Linked DNA regions of Homo sapiens: region 1 is linked to region 2. The links are chromatin loops, found by intact Hi-C in ENCODE. Cell type or tissue: breast epithelium. All regions are shown on one strand.

What was found. A loop is a pair of places that touch in the nucleus more often than their neighbours do. Peaks named below come from ENCODE experiments on the same cell type or tissue, not always from the same donor. Only the 100,000 strongest peaks of a DNase experiment are listed, where the experiment ranks them.
Region 1: it touches region 2 in a loop (4-fold over the local background); 6 of 110 quality-filtered maps call a loop at or near these places.

What each region holds. Positions count from the first base shown.
Region 1 is chr6:168,631,457-168,639,456 of GRCh38, forward strand. All of the region lies in intron 9 of SMOC2 (SPARC related modular calcium binding 2), which reads left to right. Among named protein-coding and RNA genes, the nearest start is that of SMOC2, 190 kb to the left of the region's middle. In breast epithelium, no CTCF peak of the experiment used is centred here; no DNase peak of the experiment used is centred here; H3K4me3 peaks cover 322 bases; H3K27ac peaks cover 431 bases.
Region 2 is chr6:168,873,542-168,881,541 of GRCh38, forward strand. No RefSeq gene overlaps it. Among named protein-coding and RNA genes, the nearest start is that of LINC01615, 290 kb to the right of the region's middle. In breast epithelium, no CTCF peak of the experiment used is centred here; a DNase peak (open chromatin) is centred at 4,340; H3K27me3 peaks cover 635 bases.

The sequences.
Region 1 (8,000 bases), 240 kb before region 2:
ATGGGCTTTGAACTAATTTATTAACAATGAGAAAGATGTGAGTAGGTGGAGAATAGATGATGTTCCTAGGAGGGTAACATGGGCTGTGCTGCAGACATGAAAACTTAAGGATTGGCAACTAATAAAACTAACAGTACGTGCTTGGGAAAAGCTTTTCTTGAAGGAATGCAGACATTGGTTTGGTGAGCTTGTTTCTGGTTGGTTGTGTTTTCATATTTCCTCCTCGTCTTGAAGGAATGCAGACATTGGTTTGGTGCACGTGTTTCTGGTTGGTTGTGTTTTCCTATTTCCTCCTCATGTTACATGTTTTCTAAGGAGGATGGAGTTTCCCATTACAGCCTTTGATTATGTGTCCAGGTGAGAAGGTGCATGAGGTCTTTCTTCAGGAATTCTCCCTGAAGAGCAGAGTGAAGAGTTCATTTCCTGCACACAGCGGCTGAAAGCTCAGCCTTCCAGACCAGGCTCATGATGATGATGATCTGGAGGAGGACAGGGCTGCTCAACCAGGGATCCGAGCAGACCCTGCATTCCACATGCAATTCCTAAAGATCCAGGCCTATCACAGTCATCACACGTGAGCTCCGTTCCCCTCACTCAGCATTTCCAGACCTGATGCTTTGTGAATATAAAATTGCATAATAATTCCCAAATCTTACAAACATCTTCATCTGAAATTTTGTCAATGACAGGAGGTTTTTGGTCACCTGGTTGATTAATGGTTGGTTGAGTTGGTTAATATTTAATGGCCTAACTCAGGAACATCAGAAGTGACATTCATATTAACCATCCATCTCAACGGCTGGGGCTTCCTTAATTAGATCACTTTGGCCATACGCAATTATAGAACAAGTCATCAGAACATAGTCGTGCCAAGAATCAACAACTTTGCTATCTTTGACAAATTTTTGTGAGATAATTGCCTTTAAAAGTACAAAACCAGAAACCGTGTATGAAAATAATCACTCTCCCCTTATCAAAGGAAGTGCTTTCACTCTGGAGAGTTGATGAAATTATCTAAGCATCTGTTTTTTACTGAATAGTTTCAAATCAGTGATTACCTGATTGTTGAAAACACTGCACCTCCAGTACGTACACAACCCAGGTGCATGACTTTGGCTTCGTTGTATTTCATATTGTAGATGTTGGCTCAATGTTGCAGCCACCATAATTTTGAGCTATGATTTTTTGAAATTTTGCTATCCAGCCTATTATAAGCTATCCTTGTGTTTATGCAATTTCTGTTTGATATACAGATGGTTAATGTCCTTCTTCATCCACAACATTGTAACTGGTTTTGGAAAAGGAGCAGGCTAAGGACAGAATTCTGTGGCTCGTCCTCAGAAGCTCCCAGAGACTGTCATCAGCCCATCCTTTTGATGCCTTTTCCCTAAAGCTATTGAACCAGATGTGAATTCGCTGACCTCTATTCAGAGATGGGGCTCCTGGGGAAGCCTTTTGGGTCCCACCCACCATTCCTCTCAGGTCTGCAGGTGCAGAGCGGCTTCCCCCTTCCCCAGGGGTCCTTGGCTCAGCTCCCAGAAGCCCCAGCTGTCTCTCCAGCTTCAAGCCACAGGAGTTCACTCTCTGTCAAGTGTTGATGAGAAACCAGGTAAACCCAATCTGCACTGCTGTTTGAGGACGTAGGGCTGAGATGACTTCATTTTCCTCCTCTGTGTCTCCTGCCAGGAATGAGTAAGGAGGTGGATAATCTGCAAAATAAACTTCGGAAAATTTGGTGTATTCAGATAATCATTTGAACCTTGAGGAATGTATACATGTAAAATGTTTTGCTATTTGAAAGCTTCAGAAACTGTATCAGACATGCCCCACCTCCCAGAGGTCCTGATCTGCATTTCCCCATTTCTTAATTTCAGTGGACAAATCCCCAGAGCTCTATAGATGGTCCAAGATATGCGGGAGGGGAGCCCAGATGAGGGCAGGGACAAGTAAGTGCTCCCTGCACATGGCTCGCTGCACACCGGCTTTGCCACATGGACTCCAGAGCTGCAAGGAAATAGGCCCTTGGCTCTCATGCACAAAGATTTGAACTATTGTAAAGAAAGAGGAAAATAAAATATGAAAAACTCAATAATTTAAGAATTACCCCAAACAAAAAAAAATACAGAAGCTGTCACAATACAATGCTTGGCCACTTGTCATTGAGGCAGAAGAAGAAGTGAGTCCTCCTTGCAGGAGACACAGAAGGGCCAAGGGCATGGGAAAAAATAACAGAGGTCAGGGTGTGAAAGCAGGAGGGTGTTCTTGGAGCAGAGACACTGTCATTTTGGGTTTAAGTTGAGTTTTTGTATAGAGAGAGTATGTGGTTATGGCACGGTGCTATGGTTTGGCTGTGTCCCCACCCAAATCTCATCTTGAATTGTAGTTCCCATAATCCCCATGTGTCGTGAGAGGGACCTGGTGGGAGATAATTTAATCATGGGGGTGGTTACCCCTACACTGCTCTTCTCATGATAGTGAGTGAGTTCTCAAGAGATCTGGTGGTTTTATAAGGGGATATTCCCCCTTCACTTTGAACTTCTTCTTCCTGATGCCATGTGAAGAAGGACATGTTTGCTTCCCCTTCTGCCATGATTGTAAGTTTCCTGAGGTTTTCCTAGACATGGGGAACCGTGAGTCCATTCAACCTCTTTCCTTTATAAATTGCCCAGTCTTGGGGATGTCTTTATTTAGCAGCGTGAGAACGGACTAATACACACAGGCTTTGCAGTCTGGCTAGGGGATTTCTAGAGCCTGTAGTCTATCATTGAACTGGCTACTTCATGGCTGAGCCTCTGTTTACTCATTAGGAAAAAAGAATGATACTAAGTCCTGAGATTGTTGGGTTATTGTGAGATTTGGATGAGACCGTGTCTGTAACTTTGCATGGCACAGGACTTATTGCATGCGATAATTGTGCATCAAGGGTTGGCTGTAATTAAAATGAGCATATTTATAACCTTCTTATGGGGATATTCTCCCCAGGTGGTCAATAGATTTAAGAGTGGGTCATAGGTCTCAGGATCCTACCACTTCATGCCCAATTCGAGTCTGAAATGAACACCGCAAACAACCCTCACTGAAGAGAACGTTGTTTCAGAATATTAAAAGTTCATGGTCCTGAGAGAGAAGTCCAGCAATTGAGATGGGAGCTAAAACTTTTGCATAGTGCAGCTGGTTTTCCAAGCGCTAGGCTACAAGACCAGAACTTGGCAGACATCTGAGCAACATAATTATTTTGGAGAGTTTCCTATAGGAGAAGCTGTGTTATTTAAATGTTTTCCAGTTACAGAAATGGGCCATCGTAGACACTGTTTCTCTGTGTGAATACAGGGACAGCAAACATTTGGGAGCTCTCAGCCTGATTTCTGATTTCCTTTGACTTTAAAAAATGTGTGTGGCTTTTAGTTACTTTCTAAGCATTATTTCAACATGACTTTATTGTGGTTTCATAAAATGGGCTATATTATATTTGGCTCAAGGAATACATTACTTTCAGAGGCCAGTTTTCAGATGCTCATTTAAACAATGAGTTAGCAGCCTGCATGTCTTCAAGGATGCTTAAGTGACTCCTGATGCCACAGGATGTAGAACACAGCCTTGCTGAAAGGGTCAATAAACAGATCCCCAGGAAGAGCCTTCTCACGCCTCGTGAGCACTTCACGAGTTCTCTCTTATTTCAAACTTCAGAGCTATTTTATGGGGTTGGTCAAAATCCATCAAGAGTTTTATTACACTCTAACTGTGGTTCCTACTCTAGGTGATAAATAATTTAAAAGGCAGGATAAAGGGTGTTCACCAGACGTACGCCGGACATCGAGCAGTTTATCATCTAGCTGTGGAGGTTTAACATGTACTAAGCTGGTGCTAATGCAGAATCCCAAGAGGAAATAAAGAGCGCAGGGAAAAAATAAACCCTCAGATCATTCCATTCTGTGGGGGCAGCTCTTTCAGGGGTCCCGTGGCCCCGCGTGGGGCCACTGAAGCCTCCCTGCCAGCATTTTTATTTCATGTCTATTTTAATTAGCTTTTATGTTTAAGAAACACTTTATTTTTGGAGGAAAGTATTTTTTAGGTTCATCTGTCTAAAGGTCGCTTTGAAAGCATAAATCTTGCTGAGTCAAAAGTTTACTGGGGCTGGGCATGGTGGCTCACGCCTGTAATCCCAGCATTTTGGGAGGCCGAGGTGGGTAGATCACTTGAGGCCAAGAGTTTGAGACTAGCCTGGTCAACACAGTGAAACCCCGTCTCTACTAAAAATACAAAAATTAGCCGGGCGTGGTGGCGGGTGCCTGTAATCCCAGCTACTTGGGAGGCTGAGGCATGAGAACTGCTTGAACCCGGGAGGCAGAGCTTGCAGTGAGCTGAGATCGCACCACTGCACTCCAGCCTGGGCAACAGAACAAGACTCTGTCTCAAAAAAAAAAAAAAAGTTTACTGGTTTAACAAATAGTTTTCTTGGTGAGACTTCTATAGGACTCTCACTTCAGATCATTCCAGGAAGCTTATAAAAATAAACATTTTGCTCACTAATTAATTTATATCCTCCTAATTTGAAAGCAATTTTACATAAAATTGAAATCTGGCAATGAAGGAGGAATAGCATGTCTGTTGTGTGACTGATGAGGACAGCCCCCAGCCTGTGAGAAGTGTCTGCACTCAGAGCTGCTGTCTCCTGCAAAGACTTCTGCCGTGAAAGTTTTCAACCCAGTATGTGATTCAGTGGTTCTAATGCAGGTGTCCTCATTCCTGGGAGTCATTTATCAGCTGCATTCGGTTAAGGATGAGTGGCATGGTGCTCGGCACAGGTGGTCACACCAGCTCATCATGCCAGCACAGTGCACTAAGAACAACATAGACAGACTCTAATGTCTCAGAGCCTGCTTCTTAGGATGGGTCTTCCCATCAGGAGCCATATAGTACAATGTGAACACTTGCAATCAGCCTTCTCCTAAATGTATGCACTTTATTTCCTGATAATATGTGTTGGTTGTAGATGCCAGTGTTGAGGTCAGTGACATGATTAGCTGATCACATGCTTAATAATGTTGTTTTGGATAGGCTTCTATATTTAAACATGTACCAGACAGTAGAGCTAGAAACCTCTGTAGTTATTTCAGGCACACGGGGACTCCCCACGAAGGAGTACACACTCACAACATTGTTGGAAGGACAGAAAGTGATAGCGGTCAAAGCTGCTGCTGGGCTACTGCAGACAAAGGTATCTCTCTGTCACTGTGATCCTGAGATCAGGAATTGGCTCACCTTGCTGTGACTGCTGCGTGAGAACTGCTTGCTGCTCACCCTAAAGAGAGCTGGTGGCCGAGGCTGGTGTTGCAGCTGCCCCTGAGGGCACACATGCCTGGCCCTGGCCATCAGTGGGGAATATGCCTCCTGCCTCCCTCCTCCCGCCTCCCTCCTCCCGCCTCCCTCCTCCCACCTCCCTCCTGCCCGCATCCCTCCTCCCTCCTCCCCCCTCCCCACCTCCCTCTTCCCTCCTCTTTCCTCCCTCCTCCCTCCTGCTTTCCTCCCTCCTCCCGCCTCCCTCACTCATTCCAAGTCCTCTCTGTGCATCCACTCAAGTCAACTCAATCCAGACGTAGATGTGAGGGACACGAGGAAATGGAGTTTGTTTATTTTTTCACTTTTTTGATCTTTCTAACTGAGGTAGTTGGACCAGAGGGTCTAACACTGAGTAGTTTGAAAGCCAGCATGTTGGGAATAAAAACAATAGCATATTAACCATGTCTGAAAAAGAAAGTGTGAATGAAAACCATGCAGTGTGAAGCTGGGTGTGGTCCATTAACAAACCCAGATGACGCCTGTGTGCCAGGGTGGCCGCGGCCTTCTTGGGAGCAGGACTGTGTTTGTGGGGAAGGTCATCACTGTTTCTGCAGTTTCCTGGACCTGGAAGTGAGTTGTGGCGTCCACAGGACAGCTGAAGTCCTGCATGCTCATCACCTTATTGTGACAGCAGCAAGGAGGTTGTTTCATTTAATGGAATATGCTTTTCTACTCCTTGCGTCTTCTTACCCAATTCTATCACAATACTTTTAAGAAACAAATGCTGCCCAGTTTTGTGGGTGTCGACTTGCTAGAGGATCCTGGAGAAGCATACAGCTGAGCTGCCGAATGTTTGCGTTTTCCTTTGCGAGGAACATTTCTGTTGCCGGCCTCCACCAGGCTTGTAACATTTCATAGAGTCCACTGATTCATCTAATTCCTAAGTTACGTATAATTTGTGAAAGACCATGACATTTACCTCCATTTAAAAACTGCTTCTTCCAAACAAAACTGCAAAACCAGTGCCTGAGACCTTGAGAGGAGAGAAGGATTCCTGTCTGTTTGTGCTGCTTGCAATTCAGGAGCAGCCTCTTCCTCCCCTTCCCTACGGGGAAGGGGAAGCTGGGCCTACGGAGGCCTCAGGTGTCAATGTGTTTCCCAGGGCGTGCTGTATGCTGAGCTGGAGCTGGATGCTGAGCTGGAGCTGGATGCTGAGCGGGAGCCAGGCGTGCCCCTGCCCCGCCCCTGCCCCACCCTGCAGCGCCCAGGGAAGGATTCCCTCTCCCTGCACATCTGCGCACTCCCTGGCCAGTCCCTGCCCTGCCCCTGCCCCACCCTGCCCTGCCCCTGCCCTGCCCAGGAAGCATTTCCTCTCCCTGCACACCCACACACTCGCTGGCCAGCCCCTGCCCTGGCACAGTTCATGGGACACCGTTCAGCTGATTGGGCCACAGACTTTAGTCCCCAGATAAATAATGCTCTCTTTAAATAATGTTGTTATTGTTATTATTATGTCCAAAAATAGAAAGCGTAAAGACAGACTCTTTTGACTTTGGTTTTCACCACTAAGAACCTACTTCACACCATGAGAACCTGAGTCAACTCCATTTTGTTAGGTTGGGAACATAACTTTAAGAGCAAGTGTCATTAAGTTAGACACTAAGCAAACATGTCTTCCTTCATGTTTCTCGTGACGGGGTAGGAAAGCAGCCCTGTTTTACTGTTATCTTTAGTTCTACTTGGTGGGAGGTGGGTTTTAGCCGCAGAGCTGCTGGAAGCGGGGTCTGGAGGGAATGCTTTCAGCGAGAGGGTGGGCAGAGCACACAGGGCTCCCGCTCAGAGAGGAGCTCAGCTGGGGAGGAGGAGGAGGCTGGGAAGGCCCATCAGGAGGGACAGCCGGAATTCCCGCGGAGTGGAGTCTTGCTCCCAGCCCTTCCTAACTGAAAAGACTGCGAAGGTGCCCCGGGCTGGGGGCCTGGGGTGGGCGGCTGACAGGTGTAGGGCCTGGAAATCCAGTGGAGTCTCCAGCACAGGAGCAACTGTGGAATCAGAAGCGCTGTGCTCCTGCTCCTCGTTCCATTTGAGATTCAAGCCAGGAAAAGAATTCATAGTTAGACAGAGGGCTGAGCTGACGTAAGGAAGAAACAAATGCACTTTTAAAAGGAGAAAATCTCCAGTGCCCAGCTGCTCCGTCCGTAGTGCATGAGCCCCGAGAGGAGAAAATGATTCCTGCCTGTTTGTGTCATATGCATTTATTGTGTGTAGACCTGGCTTCGTTACAAATCTAGATGGAAAAAAGCAAATTTAAAACAAACAGACCATAGGATTCCACAGGCTTGGTTCCGACATCCTAGCAATGTTTCAGAGGCTGAAATTGTCAGCACTGAGCGTCCTTTGTTCAGATGCAGCCATACTCTGGCGTCTCAGTCATTGAATCGTCATTGGAGCCCCCCGTTTTGGCTCTGGGTGGCATGTGTAGATGTAAAGAAAATCCTTGCTTAAAGTTACTTCCAAAATGTAGCCAGACCTTCTGTTTCTGTAGGACCCGACCTTCTGTTGCTCAGATTCTGCCAAGACTACTACTGCAAACTTGTTTTCATTCCATAGTTTACGAAAAAGAAAAATCAATGAGGGAAATGCTTTTTAAAAAGTTTTAATTGAAATATGACCGTTGTACATGTTTTTGAGGCATGTGCTATTTTGATACCTGAGTAGGATAG
Region 2 (8,000 bases):
TTGACATGAAAGGGCCTCGGGTATGGGGCATTGCCAACTCCTGATTGTGCCCACGGGGAGGACCCCATAGTCGTCGCCAAGAAGTGGTGGTCGCCACTCTTCCCAGGGGCGAGGAAAAATGAATGGCCCAGTGCAGGCCCACACGCAGGGATGGCACAGCCGGCTTGTGAGGGGCAGAGGCTGGAGCAATGGGGAGGGGCTGTTTCGAGGAATGGAGATAATGAGCGTCTTCGGAAACCCTTCTGTTTAATTCACTCTTGATTGATTGTTAAGAAAAAGAGAAAAGATTCCATTGCCTACAGCGAAGAGTCAATCTCACGGATACATCGGAGCCCCCGGTTAATCCGCTTCATCTTTCATCTGTGCTGCAGTCGTGGATTTTAATGAGTTGCAGGCGACCCATTCAGACGTAATGGTGTGGAGGTCAACGTGGGTCAAGTTTAAGAAGGGGGGGCTCAGGGGTAGAAGGAAGAAACGGGGACGCTTGTCATGATCACAGCCGGGAGGAGAAATGGATCCGCTGGGCTTGGAGAAAGAGGGAAGGAGAGACAGAGAGTGGGAGACAGAGGGGAGAGAGGGCACTATCTGCCCCACCTTGTCTGGATGGCGCCACCCAGGGCGGAGAGAGGTCGCACTTCTTTAACACTGAGACGGCCAGGATTTTGAGGGACAGCTCTGAACCGGCTGATTTGTAGGGAACTAGAATTGTTATTCTTGTGTTTTTTGCTACCACCAAGGAGTTCTCCACAGAGGCCCATCTCTCAGGTGGGTTCTACGAGGCTTCACACTCCCGCACTGCAGTTTTGTGGCTCCATGGCTGCTATGGGACCGTCATGCTGGGGAGGCTGCAGAAGGGGGTGCGGGGCCCTCTTTAGATGGAAGAGGGAAGAGCCAGCCTCATCCCCCTCAAGGACAAAGGCCTGCCTGCTGCATCCCCCTCCCGCTTCTGGGGGGTCTTTGTGAAGAAAAACTTACAGTGTGGTCTTGTGTGATTTTTACTTTATGTTAGGGCAAATGTATTCAAATTACGGCTCTAAAGGACGTGAGGGTTATTCCAGTCTGAGTTTTAGCTTTTAGCTTTGATTTCCTAAATACAGAGGTAATAAAATATTTTCTATTTCTTTGTATTACAGATTTGCTTTTTCACATTTAGATCTTTGAATCACAGATAACACAGATAATCACAGTAATGGAAGAAATCAAAGTAACTAAACACCACTCTGGAAAGGACAGAGACAACAGACCGAGTAGCTCAACTGCTACCGTGAGCATGTGTGTATACAGGTAAGTTGCTATGTACACACGTGTATATGTCCTAACATGAGCATACAGTATACAGGCTAGTCGTCATGTACACACAGTGCATGTCCTAACGTGAGCATGTGTGTATATAGGCGAGTTGCTATGTACCCATGTGATGTATGTACTAATACGAGCATGCATGTATACAGGCGAGTCACTAGGTACACACATGCATACGTATACTAACGTGAGCATGTGTGTATACAGGGACAGTTGCTATGTACACACATGCACATATGTACCTGTGCATAACCAAAGTCTGCAAATAATGGGATATTGTTAATATTTAAAATGATCCTTGAAAACCCTTTAAATTCATTTAAGGCTCAGTGGCTCTTCAATGAGCAGGGGTAGAGGATGGAGGGCCAGCAGCACAGCCATGGTCCCGAGAGTCACTCCTGAACTAGCCAGTGTGGGGGCCAGCCCTTCTGCTCATGCAGCCAGTGGTCAGCTACAGGCACAGTCAACAGTGGTGACAGCATGTTAGGAGGTGCTGGCGTGTATCAGGGGCAGCTCTGTGAACAATGGTGATGGAGCATGTTAGGAGGTGCTGGGGTGGACCAGGGGCAGCTCTGTGAACAGTGGTGACGGAGTGTGTTAGGAGGTGCTGGGGTGGGCCGGGGCAGCTCTGTGAACAATGGTGATGGAGCGTGTTAGGAGGTGCTGGGGTGTATCGGGCAGCTCTGTGAACAGTGGTGATGGAGCGTGTCAGGAGGTGCTGGGGTGTACCAGGGGCAGCTCTGTGAACAATGGTGATGGAGCGTGTTAGGAGGTGCTGGGGTGTATTGGGGCAGCTCTGTGAACAGTGGTGACGGAGCGTGTTAGGAGGTGCTGGGGTGTATCGGGGCAGCTCTGTGAACAGTGGTGACAGCATGTTAGGAGGTGCTGGGGTGTATCGGGCAGCTCTGTGAACAATGGTGACGGAGCGTGTTAGGAGGTGCTGGGGTGTACCAGGGGCAGCTCTGTGAACAATGGTGATGGAGCGTGTTAGGAGGTGCTGGGGTGTATTGGGGCAGCTCTGTGAACAGTGGTGACGGAGCGTGTTAGGAGGTGCTGGGGTGGGCCAGGGGCAGCTCTGTGAACAGTGGTGACGGAGCGTGTTAGGAGGTGCTGGGGTGGCCTGGGGCAGGCTCTGTGCTGTCGACACTGGATCTTCCATCTGGGCAGGGCTCATTGTCTCTTGAAGAAAGTGACAGCTACAGAGGCTTCAAGGAAGCAGGAGTGGGCCGTGCAGATTGTATGAAAGCGCCCTGGCCATTAACACCTTTCACCGAAGCCCGACGGTGCAGTGCCACAAACCTCACTTCCTCTGAGCAACCCCAGGAGTCACATCGCCTGGGCTTGGATTCCCGGCATCACACCTCCGAATGTCCTGGAATCACCTGTTCTGTCTGTGGTATTCAGGACCCTTCCCTGATGATTAAAGATGAACTCCCCTAGAAGAACACACATCTACTGTGCCTGTTAGACCTCCGTAGAAACCTGCAGCCTTTAGAGCTGTGTGATGTGTTCACACACGTGTGGTTGTGAGGGACATCTCTCTTCACACGTGTGGATTGTACCATGGTCCGTGTTGGAATTCTCACAGGGAACAAACGAACCGTCAATTACCGAGGAAAGGTTTGCTGCGTGGGTAACTCGCCTCTGTGCAGGAAGAACCCAGAAGCCCTGCTCCTGCTGAGGTTGTAACTGGACCTGTAGCTCCCCCGTGGTGCGGTGTGTGTGCGACAGTGTGGGGCGGTAAAGGCTACACGCGTGTGCTCGCGGAACTCGGGACACAAGCTCCATGAGGCTCGCCGTGGATGGGAGCACGGGGCCAGGGCCCAGAGGAAAAATGGGGAGTTAGACAAGGATGGGGTGAATCCTGCAGATGCCAGGAGCTGGTCCTTTAGTGAGACTCTGAGGAAAGCTAAATAGGGCAGAAGCCTAGAAGAGACTCTGCAGGCGTGCCTGGGAGAGGACAGTCATAGACTCTAAGTTACCAGAAGGGGATGCAGAGTTGAGGGAGTTGTGATTGTTGAAGTACCTCAGAGTACATTGAAAGGCAATTTTCATGACATGGTGTGCACTCAATACGGGATGGTTTTAAAGAGGGGAGAACCGTCTGCCAGGGGAGCTAAACGTCTGCTTTTTATAAGGAATCTGGCCGTGAGATGTTGGCCTGGGAACGACAGTGCAAGAGGACAGAGGGAGGCCTGGCGGGTGGAGGGCGCTGCCATCTTGGAGATAGAGGGCAGGTGTGATGAGCACAGCATGAGGCCTGTGGGCTCGAGTCGGGGCCTGAGACGGGGCCTCCTAGACACGGCATCACTGAGCGAGGGGAGTGGCTGGACAGGACAGTGACGAATTTCCTCTCAATGGTTCCGCAGCCTTTGCCTCGCCTCACCAGCGCCAGCCAATAACTGCTCCTCAAGGGGCAGACAGGCTTTGCCATGCTGAACAAGCAGAAACTTCCCCTCCGAGATGCCCAGAAGTTTTCACCTGCCCAGGGTGTTGCCTGGGGATAATGAGTTCACAAAATGCTCTCTTTACAAAAAGCACTGGGCTTGCCTGGAGGGGACAGCTACAGACTGACCCCTGTGGCTGGATAGCCCCTTAAGTGTGAAATAAGTAACTTAAGATAAGATTCTCCATAGTAAGGAAATAATCTACCAACTTTTCTTTCTGAGAAAATATACCTAACTGGGTGGGAACTCGACATCATGCCTTAACTGGAATTTTTTCCCCGTACATCCAAATGTATTCTTGAGAGCTTAGGAACTAAGTCATCTCCAAAGGGACTGACACGGAGCAAACCATGGTGATGATCGCTGCATTCGTTATCTCTGAACGTCTCCACGCACCTCATTCTGCTCAGCCTCTTGCTGGACGTGGAGGGGCTTGGCTTTGCTCTCCAGCACTGCGGGGGTCGTGGGCACTGGGAAGTCTCTGCCAGGCAGCCTGTGGACGTGCAGCTGGCAGAGTCAATTGGATCCGTGAGCTCACAGGAGACCGGCCCCTCCAGGTACATGCCATCTGAAAACAACCTTTTAAGGGCAGGCGGTGGCTGAGTCATTGGTACTCAGCCAAGGAGAATGTGTCCCCACAGCTGTGGCACAGCCTCGCTCTGGGCTCACTCTGTGATATGATGCTGGCTGTGTTCTGTGGAAAGCAACGGTCCCATAAACCATAACTGCTAAGGGCTCTGCCACAGGCCAGCATAAGACATGGGCTGAATGTGCAGTCTGAGAGTGGAGGGAGCAGATGGTGAACTGGGAGGAGCCCTGTCAGGCCGCACAGTGAGCGAAGCACTGCTGAGCTGTGAGTGCCCGACGTAGTAAACCGTAAGGCGAAGCCACCTTGGACTAAAGGAAATGTCCACACCCAGCTTGGGGTGGAGTTGCAAACCTCTCCACTAAGCTGCAAACTCAGCTGTGTGACAAATAAAACTGACACAGCACTTAGACAGTGTTTCTCTTTCAGGAAGGATTTTATTTCCAGTACAATCGAGAAGGAACACTGTATCTCTCAATGGTGAAACTCTCCAGGTGTTGTCCCGAGTAATGTTTCGGGGACAGAAAAGATGAGAGGGTACAGAGCTACCCGGGTCAGAACTGTCCCCTCAGGTCAGAGCTGCTCCCCCAGGTCAGAATGGCCCCCCCAGGTCAAAGCTGCCCCTGAGGACAGAACGGCCCCCCCAGGTCAGAACTGCCCCCGACCCAGGTCAGAACTCCCCAGGTCAGAGCTGCCTCCCCAGGTCAGAACTGCCCCCCGAGGTCAGAAAGGCCCCCCGAGGTGAGAACTGCCTCTCCAGGTCAGAAGTGCCCCCCACCCAAGTCAGAATTCCCCAAGTCAGAGCTGTCCCCCCACCCAGGTAACTGTCCCCCCAGGTCAGAACTGCCTCTTCGGGTCAGAACTGCCCCCCCACCCAGGTCAGAGCTGCCCCCGCCCCAGGTTAGAACTCCCCAGGTCAGAGCTTCCTCCCCAGGTCAAAACTGTACCCCCCACTGGTCAGAACTGCCCCCTGAGGTCAGAAAGGCCCCCCCCCAGGTCAGAACTGCCCCCCCTAGGTCAGAACTGCCCCCCACCCAAGTCAGAACTCCCCAAGTCAGAGCTGTCCCCCCACCCAGTTAACTCTCCCCCCAGGTCAGAACTGCCCCACCATGTCAGAACTGTCCCCCGACCCAGGTCAGAGCTACCCCTCCCCCAGGTCAGAACAGCCCCCCCCAGGTCAGAACGGCCCCCCACCCAGGTCAGAACTCCCCAGGTCAAAGCTGTCCCCCCACCCAGGTGAGAACTGCCTCCCCAGGTCAGAATTGCCCCCACTCCACCTCCAGGACATGGCCCAGCCACTTGTGGATAAGCATCATGGGGACGGAAGAGAGGATGGAAAGTGAGAAGACGGGTGGGAAAGTCAGACAGGCCAGCCTCAGGCCCCTCCCATGGCTTCGAGAACTTGGACCCTGCAGGTTCCCTACCAGGGCTGCTGTGCCTACTGGACACGTTTTGCTTGGCCAGGCCTGCGTGGAGTGGGGACTCCCTGCCCATCCTGCAGCAGGAACGCAGTCATAATTCATCCTGCAGTTACAATTTAGCAAGTAACTGTTTTTCTTTTCTTTTTTTCTTTTTGGAGATGGAGTCTTGCTCTGCTGCCCAGGCTGGAGTGCTATGGGGTGATCTTGGCTCACTGCAACCTCTGCCTCCCGGGTTCAAGTGATTCTCCCACCTCAGCCTCCCGAGTGGCTGGGATTACGGACACGTGCCACCACGCCCAGCTAATTTTTATATTTTTGATAGAGACAAAGTCTCAAACTCCTTACCTCAAGTGATCCACCCACCTCGGCCTCCCAAACTGCTGGGATTACAGGTGTAAGCCACCACACCCAGCCAGCAAGTACTATTTTTCTTAAGCTACTGCATGAAAGTTAAGACAAAGATTAAAATGAAAAATATGCATCTTCTTTAAAACATGCATTTTAATGAACTATAATAAAGAAACAAATGTATATTGGAGATTTTTTTAAGACGGCAATTGTTGCAAAATCTGACAAAGTTCCAAAAACAGTTTCAGAAATCCCTGAGCTGATCAGCACAGTTTTAATTGTTCAAACTACATCTAAATATAGTAAATTGTACCATGATAGCTTACCAATGTCACTTTCAATATTTATAAGCATGAAGTTCAATTTATAATAAATGGAAAATTTAAGAAATATTCTAAATTACTGCTGCATGTCAGTGTCTGTGAATTATTAACAGTTGGGGTAAACTGTGGCATTGAAACATTTTTTGGTAACCCACATATCCAGGAGTTAGAGATATATTTAGCTACGATGTAAACTTCTGGAGCAAATGCAAAAGACATTCATGCTGAATCCAATACTTGAAATTAAGTTTAACAGAAGGCTCCATCCCAGAATAGGTTCCATATCCAGAGCTGCAAATCGGCCTGAGCACCAGCATTCTGGAAGCTAAGCCAGGTGTGTCGCATCGTGCTCTGCAGAGTGGTCCTATAAAGATCTCCAGAAGTGGCCTCCGTGAGCGGACGTGCTGGAAATACTTCCTTGTTCGTGAGCTTACTGGAAGCAAGGTAGCCCAGGGCTTGGGAGAGTGCGCTCCAGGGTGGGGTGGTTGCTGTGAGACCAGATGATGTCACGGAGACGCTCGGGATGTTTTTGCCCTTCCACACTCTTCACGGCCTCCCGTTTTTGCTCCTTCCATTCATAACAGCCGCAGAGATCATCTCGATTGTATCTAAATTGCTACACACTACGTGGCTATCCAGTCCATCTCAGTTTTGTGCAGGTCTGTTGGGTCTCCGCTCCTCAGTGCAGTGTCCCCGAAGCCCCTTCCTTATCAACTGAAATTCTAGAGCCATCGCTAGTTGAACCTTACTGGTTTCTGCCTTGGCAGAGCTGGGTGACCTTAGGCAAGACAATTAATCATCGTATGCTTCAGTTTCTGCAATATTACCTATGTCATAGGTTTATTGTTTTGTCAAAGATTTAAATGAATACATTAAGGATGTATAAAGAAATTAGGATAGTGTCTAGCATTCAAAAGTGCTGGCTGTTGTCAAAGTTACTCTTTTCATTTTTAATATAAAAATGGCGTGCGTGTTATAGGAGACAGATGTGGGGGAGTGCAGGTGAGCAGGGAGCTGTTGTCTTGGGAATTCGTTTCTCATCTCTGCAGTCTTTGAGGAAGAGAAGCTGAGACGTGGAGCCTGGATTTTCCTCTGTGGTCTGCAAACATTCAGCGCTTCTCTAAGCTCCCATAGCTGTTGTATTTGCTATTAAATGACCTAAAATTTGCTGGTAGTTTGTTTTGACTGTTTCCTCGTTTGGGGGCTCATTTTTGCATTTCCAAGGGTATATATGAGCTTCCTTCCTCCCTGAGAGCAAACACTTATTCTTCCGTGAAACATCCACTGTTCATCGCAGCGGTGGGCATGCAGAGCGCAGCTCAGTCTCATTGAGGGGGTTGTTCCAACTGAGTTCAGTGACCACTGAGGGCTTAGCAAGATCTTAGGAACTAGACTCAAGGTCAAAGGGCTTCCCAGCTATCCAGGAGCTCCTTTAGAGAAGAACCTAAAATATTTGTATGCCATTAGTGTTTCCCTAGCTTAGTTTTTGGCTGATTGTCCTGAATAGTCTATAATTGAGCCTGACAATTACTATTGCACCCTAATGTATACACAGCCGTTTATTCATTTATAT